4 separate regions of the Homo sapiens genome follow, and all the other regions are linked to region 1. The links are chromatin contacts, found by Hi-C or POLR2A ChIA-PET in ENCODE. All regions are on one chromosome and are shown on one strand. The core of a region is the stretch at or near the end of the contact, and the rest is flanking DNA. Distances in the headings are between cores, read along the strand shown. Region 1 holds the start of SNX13 (sorting nexin 13). Region 2 holds the start of ARL4A (ARF like GTPase 4A). Region 3 holds the start of CCDC126 (coiled-coil domain containing 126). Region 4 holds the start of KLHL7-DT (KLHL7 divergent transcript).

Region 1 (3,135 bases), core at 295-2,794:
TTGGAACACTATCTTTTTCCAGGTTCCTTGTTGTCTCTAGTATCTCTTGGTATCCTTTGATACCTCAGTCCAGGTAGGATTTCCATGCTCATTTTCTATTTGTGGCTTCATCTGTCAATACCAGTAACACATTTTATTGTATTGCAGAGGTCAGAATTTTGCTGGTCCAGCAATGTGGAAATGATGTACAAAATGCAGATTAAAACAACAAGAAAAACTACTTTGCTTCAATTAGTTGAATTGAGCAAAATCAGTTTTTCTTGAATTTTTTGCATGACTGCTTAAATGAACCGTTTTGTTTCCTTGACACGATAGAGATAATACAAGGTTTGCAATGCCCTTATTGTTTTGAGACTGTAAGAGTAATACATTAAGTAAATTTCATTTAGCACAACAGTACTATTGTTAAATGGAGGGAAAAGATTCTGGTAAAAGGGAAGAAACTCCTGGCTTTAGTTTTCTAAAATGCTTTTGTACCTCTTGTAAGAATGACATGGAGGTGTTTTTAATGTCAAGTCTGAAAATTTGCTTTTCAATTTACTTGGAAACTGGTTTCTAATACAAAACAGGGTAGCACACTTTCCCAGCATGTTCAGGTAAACTACTTTCATCACAATTCAGGTAGAAGTGACTGCCTTTAATTCCGTACATCGCAAACCATCTAGTGGTAGATCTAGAATGGCGTCAGTCTCAGGGACTTCTATGCACATTGAGTTCCAGAGTTCAATTCCATTTAAGTTGGGACTATTTACAATGACATTTGCTGAAATTTGCTCACCTTGATATACAAGCATATTGTATTAAGCAGCTAGTAAACCTGTGGAGATAGCAGGTAAAACGTAAAGCCTGTTTTACGTTTTTTTAGAGGTGCATTACTTGTAGCATAACTAAACCTTCATTGTTAGGCAGGTGCTGGCCAATTACATCAGCAAGTCCTAACTCCGCTAGGATCGGGGTAAAGCCGATAAGCCGCATCATATCTACAACCTGTCTCGGACCCCTGTAAAGAACTCACTGAGGATTGGTAGGGACAAAGGGAAGTTTCTGTCAAAGTTTAGGAGAAAAGGGCCGCGCAGGGAGCTGTTTCAAATAACACTTAAATCCCAGGAGAAGAAAGCCGAACCCCAACTCTTCGGTCGCCGCGGGGCCAGGGAGACGCGAGAGGGAAGTTTTTCTAAAGGAAATCTGCCGCCTTGTCCCCAAGACCAGCGAGGTCCGCAGCGCCATCAGTCAAGTGTCGGCCTCTGGCATTTTCTCCTCTCCCCAGGGCGGGCCAACGCTAGTGGGCGGTGGATGATGCGCCGGCCCCAAGGGCGCGCACGTCCATTCCCGGAAGGCTCGGGCGCTGGGGCCCCTCTGCACTCCCAGCGGTCCCAAGTTGGCCCAGGCGCCCGGTCCCGGGGTCCTACAAGTCAGCGCCAAGCCGACTGCCGACAGCCTACCTCCGCTTCTCCGCGCGCCGGCGCTATGGAGACGGTCACGAGACGCCAGCAGCCCCTGCGCCCGCCAATGGGAACGCACGTTGCAGCGAGACGCGGACGTCGCTCTTCCAAGATGGCGGCGCGTCCGTCGCGAGCGACCGGGCCGAGGGGAGGCCAGCGAAGCCGAGTAAAACCGCCGCCCGGGAGAAGACTGAAGGAGCAGTTGCCGCCGTTGGCGGCGGCCCGAGCAGTTTTCGCTGCTGCTACGGCTGTTGCCATGAGGCGAGGCTAGGGAGGACCTCACTTCCCCGGGGTGTAATAATGTTAACTGAGGTAAGCGGCGACGGTGGCCAGTGTTTACCTGTGAAATGGGGAAGGGGCCGGCGCCAGCCCGTCAGAGAACATCATCTGTACGGAAGGTGGGCCTGACCCTTCGCCGTGGGCTCCAGGGCCCGAGGAGCAGCGGGGATCCTACAAGTGCCCTCAGAGTAGGAGCTGTGCTGACTCAACAGAGTCCCACCACCTCCGGCTGCCAGTGCCTCGCCTTTCGCAGTTGCCACTTGCCACTCGCCCCTGGCACTGGTCTCCCTCCTGCTGTCACTCCCTTCTAACTCATCGCTCCCTTCTTCGTGTCCCCTTACACGCTACTCTGTGGCAGCGTTGGCCTTTCCACGTTACTGCTGGTTCTTGTGATCCTATGGTTTGCCCTAGGTCTCCTTTCTCTGGTCCCTGGGCTCCAGGGCCCTCCGCCTCCGAGCTCGGTCAGCACCCTGGGGTTGTTGCTCGGCCCGACCGGTTTGTTTCCCACCCTCTACTTTGACTGCTTCATGAAGTGGACTTTTTTATCTCAAGCTGCACATGTATGGCTCAGTTGGGTCATCCCCCTCCCCCACATCCATCACCTTTTCGGTTAAATCGTGGTCATCACAAAGTTCAGTTTAGCATCTGCCACCTTGATTTGCGTGTGGCCCCCTTGTTACTCCCTATGGAATAGTTTTTTTCTTTGGACCTGAAATGGAAGTAGGGCAACTATGACGAACCAATCAATTTCCCTTTTCTAGTGCCTAATGGGCATTGCAAAAAGCCGACTTTTTGAAGAAGTAGAGTTTGCCTTTACTAGCAACACTTTAAGGGGAAGAACTAAATCGGTGCAACTAGGTACTTGACCCAGGTTAGCCCAGTTATGTGTTGTAGTATCTGCAGGTGTAGGTGTCACTGAACATAAAATACTGAACCTTGTGATTTGATGAAATACCTTTTTCGAAGCCTTTCACTTTAAGTACTGTGAGGATCCTGACGTGAGGAACTGACCGGATTGGGCATTTTTATGGGCTGAACTGAATAGGAAACAGTTTTAGTGGGCAATGGGAAGTATTCCTACATGGGCCAAAAAGGAAATACAAACATTTGTAGGTGAGTGGCTTTTATTTTGTGAAAAGTGATGGTAAAGCACGTACTTGCCTGAAATTTCAGGTCCTTGGAACGTGACTAACTTTGAGGAACTTTATACTTTGCTGTTTGTACTTAATCTAAGCACAGAGCCTGGCATATGATAAATACTTACTGGTTGATTGTAACTTCTACAGTACGTATTTTTAGTTGTTTGAAGTTCATTTTATATTTCTAAATTCTACAGATTTTTCATTCTTGGAGTTAATTGAGATTATGGTTATAGCATAAGTTTGTGTTGTGATTAGCAGTAATAGATTAGAAA
Region 2 (2,742 bases), core at 87-2,586, 5.3 Mb after region 1:
TTAATAGCATCCAGGAGGGCAGACAGGCAAACCACGCTGTAGACACTCTTCTATTTGTCAAAATCAGACCAGAGAAAACCTACTCCACACAGATATAATAGGTATTGATATTCATCTTTTCTTTTTCTGTTGCCGCAACATTTTTCTTCTTTTAATGATCATATCATGTAGTTTCTCAAGTCCTTCCTTTAGGCCATCTCCTATGATTGCACAGGTAGGCTGCAAATGCCAAGGAGTTGATGAGCTCAGTTCACCCATTGCTAACAATTTCTCAATTTCTGAAAGTGACAATGAGTTCCTCAAATCTTGTTTGTTAGCAACTATAAGTACAGGGACTCCCTGATTTTCTGATATCCTAGTTATTTTGTGAAGTTCAGTTTTGGCTTCTTCCATCCTTTCGACATCAACAGAGTCCACAACAAATACAATGCCATCTGTGCATCTGGTATATGACTTCCACAGTGGCCTTAATTTCTCCTGACCACCTACATCCCAGAAGTGAAAAGTGACTGTTTTAGAATTTCCCAAGGTTACCTTAATTTTCTCAGTGTTAAATCCTTTGGTAGGTACGGTATTTACAAATTCATTGAACTGCAGCCTGTATAAGACAGTTGTCTTTCCAGCACAGTCCAAACCCAGAATAACAATGTGGAAAGACTGAAATGAAGGCAGGTTGGACAGGATAGAAGTCTGGTCTGACAGCCCATTCCCCATTTCCAGGTGCAAATAAATGTCCCAAATTGAAATGCTTTTCTCTTCTTGGTTTACAACTTCTCTTGGTAGCTGATCCAGCTATAAGACTGCTGGGAGACGGAAGAAGGAATAAGTTATTCTCCCGAAATAATACATTAAAACAGGTTTGCTCTACTTTGCTAAAATAAACAACACGAAGAACTTACTATAACTTGCTGCGCTAAACAAACCAGACGAGATATGAAACGTACATGAAAACACACACAGTCCAAGACAAACGATGGAATAACAGTGATTGAAATTATCTGGTTTACTTAAATTGCAGTAATATGTACGTTTTTCTCCTGGGTCCCCAAACCTCAAAGACCTCATTCTGGAAAGAACCCAGTCACCAGTATCTGGTCTAAGTGGCCGTAACCACAAAGTGCCTATCTGGCAGAAAACTCATAGCAGATAGTCCTATCTTCGGAATCTAATTCCACATGCTTAACAGCATACCCAAGATCACTATTACCTCCTACCCCTTGCAAAATAACAACGTTCTCACCTCCCGATCTGGAGTCTGGGTCCAAATGAGAAAGCATTGGCAGGCGTTTCTACGCAGGGATAAGCACCCTTCCAGCTTAGCTCTCCAAGCAGCTCTGGCAGTTGCCGCACGAGAAACCTTGGACTCAGACTCCGACCACGCCCACTCCTCCCGGTCCACTCATGATCCCAAATCCCATTGGTCACCCGCATCAGGGAAGCCATGCAACTCCCGCCCCCGCTCCCTAATTGGTGAGGGTAACTGCCGCTCCCAGCGCGGCGGAGCTGAGCTCTCTCTCGGTCCACCGGCACCACCTGTTGCCCTTAAGTTAGAAAAGGCGGCGTTCCCAGAGGGAGCCGAGCAGCCGCTGCAGGTGAAGGGGAGCCTCGGGCGGTCAGGTCGCCGCCAGGCTGCCGGCTCCGTTCGGCCCGGCGCACCTGCAGCGCAGCCAGGGCGTCAAGCCAAGGCTCTCACATCCGGGGCCCGCAGTCACTGCCAACGCGTTAACCCTTTGTCCGCGGGCCCGAGGGTGCCGGCTGTTGCCGCGCGGGCCCCTGAGGCGCTAGAGATCCCACCTGGCGCGCCCGCCGGGATAAGCCCATCCTCCCCGAAGTGGGATCCCTTCACCCTGTCCCTCCGCACACGACCGGCTCTTCTCCCTCGGCAGGGCGTGGCCGCCCCGGCCGCCCACCCCGCCGCGGCTCACCTGACTAACCGTCCTTCCCTCTTCTTCATTCAGCGTCTCTCCCAGCCGCTGGGGAGGCGCGCTGATACCTGTTCCCTGGCACCAGGGAGGCGTGGGCGATGGCAGAGGACTGGGCGCCTGGCGGGCGCCGCGCGCCAGGCTGCCCTAACGGTGCTCGCCCGGCAGCTCCACGCGACAGTCCCCGCCCCCTGCCCGCGCGCCGCCCGGGCGCCGGCCTGTAGGGGGCGCGCAGGAGCCGCGTCTCCTAGCAACGCCAAAACAAGGTCGAGTTCGAATCGGCCTAGCGCTGGCTGCCCGCGAGGTCGGATGGGACTTCCGGCCTCACCCCTGAACGGTTGCTCCGGGTAGCTCTGTCTGCGGCGGCCCGCCAGCCTGGCACAGGCCCCGCCCGGCACCGCCTTCCCTCACGTCGTCTAGGGCGTCCGCGGGGCAGCAGCCACGTGATTCGCGGTTAGGGATTCCATAGTTCACGGGTTACGGCACACACGCGTTACGTATATATCGAGGTGACGTGGAAGTCCCCCAGTAGTTGACCTTAAACAGCCTGGGTTGACTGGCCTGGTAACTGCGCCTTCATTCGCTTTTTGTAGAGCAAATGAACGCGCTGTCTCACGTGTTTCTAGCAGCATCCCGGGGAACTGGCCACAGATAGAAATATTCCAGTTTGACACATAAGGAAATACACTCTGAAAGATGAAAGGGATGTTTCTTTTTTTCTTTTCTTTCAAATTGCTCACACAATTTTAATTGCAATAGATATAATTTCCAATATACCATTCAACTACACCATTTGTATGTGCTGGAGTGAGACAGGAGT
Region 3 (2,801 bases), core at 231-2,730, 5.7 Mb before region 1:
AGTAATCTCAGGTTACACAGATAGTGACAGAGCAAGGACAAAACTAAGGACTCCTATTTCCGTAGCCATTACTCTCTGTCCTACACTGCACTAAATAACACCAACATAGAAACATTTTCCTCAAAACAAGTATTTTTGCAACACATTTTAGAGTGAGAAATTATTAATCAGTGAGAAGATGCAGACAGATGTAGAAAAAAGTTGACCCAGGTTAAATATGGTGAAGCCCAGAGGCAGGACTGTAAAATACCTGGATGCCTACTCTGACGAAACAAACACTTAGCGCCTCTAAGGATTCCCAAAGGACACACCTGAGGGGGAGGGGAGAGGTGAATACTTGTACCTCTGAAGCTGATCCACAGAAAAGCAGAGTCATCAATTTCCTAAGAACATTCTCAGCCATCTTAAAACAGCAAAAATTAGGAAGACGGCATATTTTAATGAATCCTTTGGTTAGGTTTAAGATAAAGTGAAGAACACACAACCCAGGATGATTAAACAAACAAAAGCACAAAACTCAAGTCCAGAGGCCACTTCGGTCACTTCAGTCATAGCTAATGAAAGTATCACAAAGGATCTTTTCATCAAATGAAGAACTAATGACGTTATAGGTCTATATTCCTAATTCTAACCACTTACAGGTGTGTGTTTTGATGGATGAGAAAACTCAAGCTTAGAGCCTTTAAGTAACCAAGATCACCAAGGCAGGCAGTGAGAGAAACCCAGGCAGGATTCGAACCCTAGCTGGCTGAGCCATTCTCATTACCGTCACAGTCAACAATCAACACGGCAGTTTAAGTTCATCCTTACCAGTCACCCAGGAGATGAGTTTTGAAGAGGGAGTTTAAAAGGGGCATCTGACTTTCTCTCTCTCCCAAAGTAGAAGAGAACTGAGCTGTCAAAAACAGAAAAAGAAGTGAGTGCGGTGCCGCCCGGGATCTACATCCCGCAGCTCCGGACCAAGCCCGCCCCGCTCGACTCGCGCAGCCCCAGCCACGCTCGGCTCTCCGCCCGAGCCGAGGCGCCGCGGCTGTCAGACGCGGAGGGGCAGAGACGCGGCCCAAAGGAAGGGACAAAGAGCCTTCCCGGCCGCGGCCGGAGGCTGCCGGCCCGTTCCTAAGCCGGGTTTCCGCAGCAGCGGCCCTAGCGGGGCGGGGACCGGGGACGGGGGCGCGGCGGGGGAGGAGCGGCCGGCTAGGCTGAGGGGCGCGCGAGAGGTGCGGGCCCGGCTGGCGGACTCGCCCCTTACTCATTACCTGGCCGTGGGCTTCTCGTCACGGTCGCCGCCGCCACGGAGCTTCTGAGCCGGGGCGACGCAGCGAGAGCTAATAAGCGGGCGTCAGCTGCGTCCCACACTGGCGAAGCAGCCTCCAGATCGAGCTGGAGAAACGCCGGTGGGTGGGAGTTGGGACGAGGTTTGTTCCCAGCTTGTGGAGATTTTACTCCGCTCGTCCCTCGCACTCGGCTTCCGCTCCGCCTCCCTGCCGGCCCTTCCCGCACTCGGGGGCCAGCCGCCCGCGGCGCGCGGCATTGTGGGGGATGTAGTCCCAGAATGAGGAAGCGGCGGCACGTGCTTCCAGCCGCCCTGCACCTACCCTGGGTCAGAACGACGCAGCTGCGCGGCAACCAGAGAGGGCGGCGGGGTCTTCTGTGTTGGAAGATGAGCCCGCCAGAGGCATACCCTCGGCCTTAACTCGCTGCAGGCGCTGGAAGAAGGGCTCTGGCGTCTTGTTCCCGACCCTCCGGTGAGGAACCAACCTCCTAATACTATTGACCTGAGGCTGGGAAAGCTTAGTGATGATTAAGTGTGCTACAGATGAGACTACCCATTATTGAAGCCAAAGGTCCTTAGCCAGTGGAGTGAGGCAAGAAAAATAAAAGGATTGAAGATTAAATAGGAAGAAACAAAATTATTTTTTCATAGATTATGTAATTATGTACGTGGAGGCCGGGCGCCGTTGGCTCATGCCTGTAATCCCAGCAGTTTGTGAGGCCAAGACGGGAGGATCACCTGAGGTCGGGAATTCGAGACCAGCCTGGCCAACATGGTGAAACCCCGTCTCTACTACAGATACGAACTTAGCAGGGCGAGGTGGCGGACGCCTGTAATTCCAGCCTCTCGGGGAGCTGAGGCGGGAGAATTGCTTGAACCCAGGAGGCGGAGGTTGCAGTGAGCTGATATCGCGCCACTGCACTCCAGCCTGGGCAACAAGAGCAGAACTCCGTCTCAAAAAAAAAAAAAAATTGTTTGTGGCACTTCAAAACAATCTGCAGATAAACTGTTAACAATAAAAGTTTTTAACAAGGTTAATAGATACAAAAATCATATTTTAAAAAATCAATATTTATTTATATATGCTAGTAAAAAAGATAATTTTTTTAAAGATACCATTTCCAACAGCTCCAAACAAATATCAAGTACCTAGGAATAAATCGATCAAAGAAATGCAAAACCTGCCTGAAGAAAACATTGGAAGACACTGAAGAAGACCTAAATAAAGATGTAACATGTTCATAAATTGGAAGAGTCAATACTGAAAAATGCCAAGTCTCTCCAAACCTACCTACAGAGCCAGTGCAATTCCCAACAAAATCTCAATAAATTTCTGTGTATGTGTGAGAAACTTGACAAGCTAATTCAAAATGTTATGGAAGAGCAAAGACAAGCATTCATGAGGAAGAGGAGGAAGAAAAAAAAAGAAGAGGAGAAGGAGTGGGAGGAGGAAAACTTGTGCTACCGGATAACAAGCTTTATTATAGACTAGGCACGGTGGCCCATGCCTATGATCTCAGCACTTCGG
Region 4 (2,811 bases), core at 113-2,612, 5.2 Mb before region 1:
TCCCAGCAGAACCACCAGACAAAGCAAACTAGGTTTTGCAGTTACACATAACTCACATCCTGCTTTGTCCCCTTGAAACAGGATCCCAGTCAACAAAACCCAAACATTCCCACAAATCTACTTAGATGTGTATTATCTATAAATAAAGCTTACAGAAAGGAAAAAGTGACTTTCTATGCTTATCGGTGTAGATGTTATGGAATTAAAAAAAAAAAAAGCCTCTTTGTTTCACCTTCGCCAGCGTTAAAATCCGTTCTTTTCATAACCCACCTTTCGCCGATGTGCTGCAGAATTTCACGAATGCACCACACACCAAGGACAGAACAAAGAGCTCCTCTTAATAACAGAGGCGCACAGTGCCCTTAGAAGATGGCATGGTATTTATCGATGGCTGCTTCTGCTCTAAATTAGCACGAACAGGAGGACTCCTCTTCAACTAGCTCCACCGGGGAACACAGGAGGGGGCGGGGATCCTTATTTAAGAGCAGCTGATGTCAGGCCAGCAACTCTCCTCCCTTTGGGGGCTTCGGTTTGGGCTATGCCAACGGGTTTCTTCACACAAGATCTCACGGCACCTTAAAACGGCTCGCCAATGGAAGGATCCTCGCCCCACAAAGAGATAACTAGGGCAGAGCTGTTACACAACCGATACCCGACGGCGAAAGCCAGCCTGAGGAGTCCCCCAGGAGTCTGACTTGGGAGCTACATCCTCGGCAGACGAGAAGCACTTTTGCTCGAGAATTGTTTTACGCGCCCCTCTACCAACTGCGGAATCGCTCGCCTGCGAAAACGGAAGGAGGGGCGAGGACAGAGAAAGAGGGGCGCGATCCACAGGGCGCGGGGTTCCACCCCGGGAACCAGGGGCCCGAGCCCCGGACCACCTCCCACCGTCGTCCGTCACTCCCACAGAGGCGGTACCTGTTTCCGCATGTTATTCATGACGCCCATGAAACCCGCCAACAATTTAGCTTCTTCCCGAGCAGCAAGTTTCTTCTCGGTCTTCTTCTTGCTGCTCTTCTCCACCCCAGAGGCTGCCATCCTCCCTCAGCTCGGTTCACGCCCGGGGCTCGCCGGGCCGGGCGAGGGGTCGCACTCTCTGGGCACACTGGGGATTCTATCGACCAAACACGGCGATCGGCAGTGCAGCTGCAGCGCCCAGCTCTGGAACGCGCGGCAGGCGGCGGTGGCTCGGCCACTGCCGAAAGACAAGGCCGGGCGGCCCCCTTAGAAACGCTCAGGGAGCGACGCTACCAACTGGGCTGCGTCCCCGGGCAGAACCCGAGCCCTGCCCAGGAGCCTGCGCACTTCGCGCAAGGAGGCGGGGGCACTATGAGGAGAGTCAGGGGCGGGGCCTGACACGTCACAGTGGCGCGCCGTTCCGAGCAATGAGACTGCAGGCACAGGTGCGGCCGGATTCCCTGTCGCTGTCCCGCGCTGAGTGAATTTTGCCTCGGAGCTGGTCCGAGGTCGCGCCTGCTCTTTTGTGTGCCCAAGGCAGATTTCCAGGTTTCGGTTACGTGATTATCTTTTTTTTTTTTTTTTTTTTGATAATTGGGTTGTGGAACATGCAAAGGTGTCTCCCATCAGTGTAAGGCTTCATGGGACAGGGTCGGTGTTCAGTGCAGTATCTGAGCCTGGTGTATGGTAGGCGCTCAATAAATATTAAATGATGAAAGGATATTACTGCAAGTTAAAGTCATGTTACACGGAGCACAAGATTTATTTTCGTGGGATTCATAACGCAAGAGCACACAGTCCCGTTGGTGTCTCCTTGGCGTGCAATGAATGTCTGCCTAACTAGGCTGGCTTACTGTGTGTTTACAACTGAAATCAGTTGTCAGTCGGTTCTAGAAATCTTCAGTTAGGCTTCTCTAAGTGTTTTACGGGAACACGGAACTCAATCACAGCCCTCATGGAAATGTTTTTTGTAACCATATTCTTTCTACTGTATAGTAATATACAGGATTATTTGAAATTGTACATTATTTAACATTATGAAAACTTTATATCTCATTGGTTTTCCTCCTCGGTCTATATAGGACTATACAGAGACATTTTATGTAAAATAATTTACACCATTGAGGCTTTTTTTTTTTTTTTTGGAGGCAGGGTCTCGGCCCTGTCGCCCAGGCTGGGGGTGCGGTGCAGTGGCTAATCATAGCTCACTGAAGCCTCAGCACTCCTGGGCTCAAGCAATCCTCCCATCTCAGCCTCCCAAGTAGCTGAAACTACAGGCGTGCAACACCACTCTGGGCTAAGTTTTAATTTTTAAATTTTTTTGGTGGTGGTGGTGGTGGTGGTGGTGGTGGTGAAGAGGTCACACTATGTTGCCCAGGCTTGTCTCGAACTCCTGGTGTTATGCAATCCTCCCGCCTAGGCCTCCCAAAGTGCTGGGATTACAGGAATGAGCGGCCAGGCCTGGCCCACAGTATACTTTTCTTGTTGAGGACAAACCATATAGCATAATCCAGATGAAAGAGCAAGCTATATATACGCCTCAATTTTTACAAAAGAGTAAGATACTTATGTCTCTGTACTCTTTATCTTTCTTCTATTAATCTAGAGGTTCTCAGATGTGCCTCTATTTTAACTAGTTGATTTGGGGATTTCAGGTGAACCCTGGCAATAGGAATAATTTATTGTTAATAAAATTATAAATGAGAAAATTTTTCATTCACTTTATTAAATGACCCAGGACACTGAAGAAAAACGGAATAAATTTTTTTCTTTTTTTTTTAATTGAAAAGAAGTAGAAATCTGTCTTCTAACTCTAAGGCCTTGGGAGATGAAGGATCCGTGATTCAAAGGCAG

What was found. Hi-C counts contacts between places; a loop is a spot of excess contacts on that map. ChIA-PET counts read pairs that join two places held with the same protein, here RNA polymerase II (POLR2A). Pooled maps may share reads with other maps.
Region 2: a loop to region 1 is called in a map of B cell, with 12 times the contacts of the local background. The contact joins the promoter of ARL4A here to the promoter of SNX13 in region 1. A Hi-C loop is called at or near these places in 3 of 168 maps with a recorded cell type or tissue (B cell, CD8-positive, alpha-beta T cell and naive thymus-derived CD4-positive, alpha-beta T cell), 1 of 37 single-sample maps with no recorded cell type and 9 of 50 pooled maps.
Region 3: a loop to region 1 is called in a map of sigmoid colon, with 11 times the contacts of the local background. The contact joins the promoter of CCDC126 here to the promoter of SNX13 in region 1. A Hi-C loop is called at or near these places in 1 of 168 maps with a recorded cell type or tissue (sigmoid colon) and 10 of 50 pooled maps. POLR2A ChIA-PET finds 5 or more read pairs at or near these places in 1 of 52 experiments (OCI-LY7).
Region 4: a map of CD4-positive, alpha-beta T cell shows a loop between it and region 1 (15-fold over the local background). The contact joins the promoter of KLHL7-DT here to the promoter of SNX13 in region 1. A Hi-C loop is called at or near these places in 4 of 168 maps with a recorded cell type or tissue (CD4-positive, alpha-beta T cell, CD8-positive, alpha-beta T cell and naive thymus-derived CD4-positive, alpha-beta T cell) and 8 of 50 pooled maps.

Annotation. Positions count from the first base shown.
Region 1 is chr7:17,938,903-17,942,037 of GRCh38, reverse strand. It overlaps SNX13 (sorting nexin 13), which reads left to right and starts at 1,544. Exons shown (of 26, transcript NM_015132.5): 1 at 1,544-1,754. The coding sequence starts at 1,743.
Region 2 is chr7:12,686,227-12,688,968 of GRCh38, reverse strand. It overlaps ARL4A (ARF like GTPase 4A), which reads right to left and starts at 1,336. Exons shown (of 2, transcript NM_005738.5): 1 at 1,241-1,336; 2 at 1-803. The coding sequence starts at 714. The coding sequence ends at 112. It also overlaps the pseudogene LOC100505995. RefSeq lists silencers at 1,772-1,821, 2,022-2,301 and an enhancer at 1,291-1,827.
Region 3 is chr7:23,596,061-23,598,861 of GRCh38, reverse strand. It overlaps CCDC126 (coiled-coil domain containing 126), which reads right to left and starts at 1,480. Exons shown (of 4, transcript NM_138771.4): 1 at 1,257-1,480; 2 at 811-895. LOC105375187 (a long non-coding RNA gene) reads left to right here and starts at 1,537. Exons shown (of 2, transcript XR_927098.2): 1 at 1,537-1,745. RefSeq lists a silencer at 999-1,238.
Region 4 is chr7:23,104,254-23,107,064 of GRCh38, reverse strand. KLHL7-DT (KLHL7 divergent transcript) reads left to right here and starts at 1,362. Exons shown (of 3, transcript NR_046220.1): 1 at 1,362-1,506; 2 at 2,748-2,811. KLHL7 (kelch like family member 7) reads right to left here and starts at 1,280. Exons shown (of 11, transcript NM_001031710.3): 1 at 919-1,280. The coding sequence starts at 1,038. RefSeq lists enhancers at 334-413, 119-1,105, 894-1,173, 1,294-1,483, 1,106-2,092.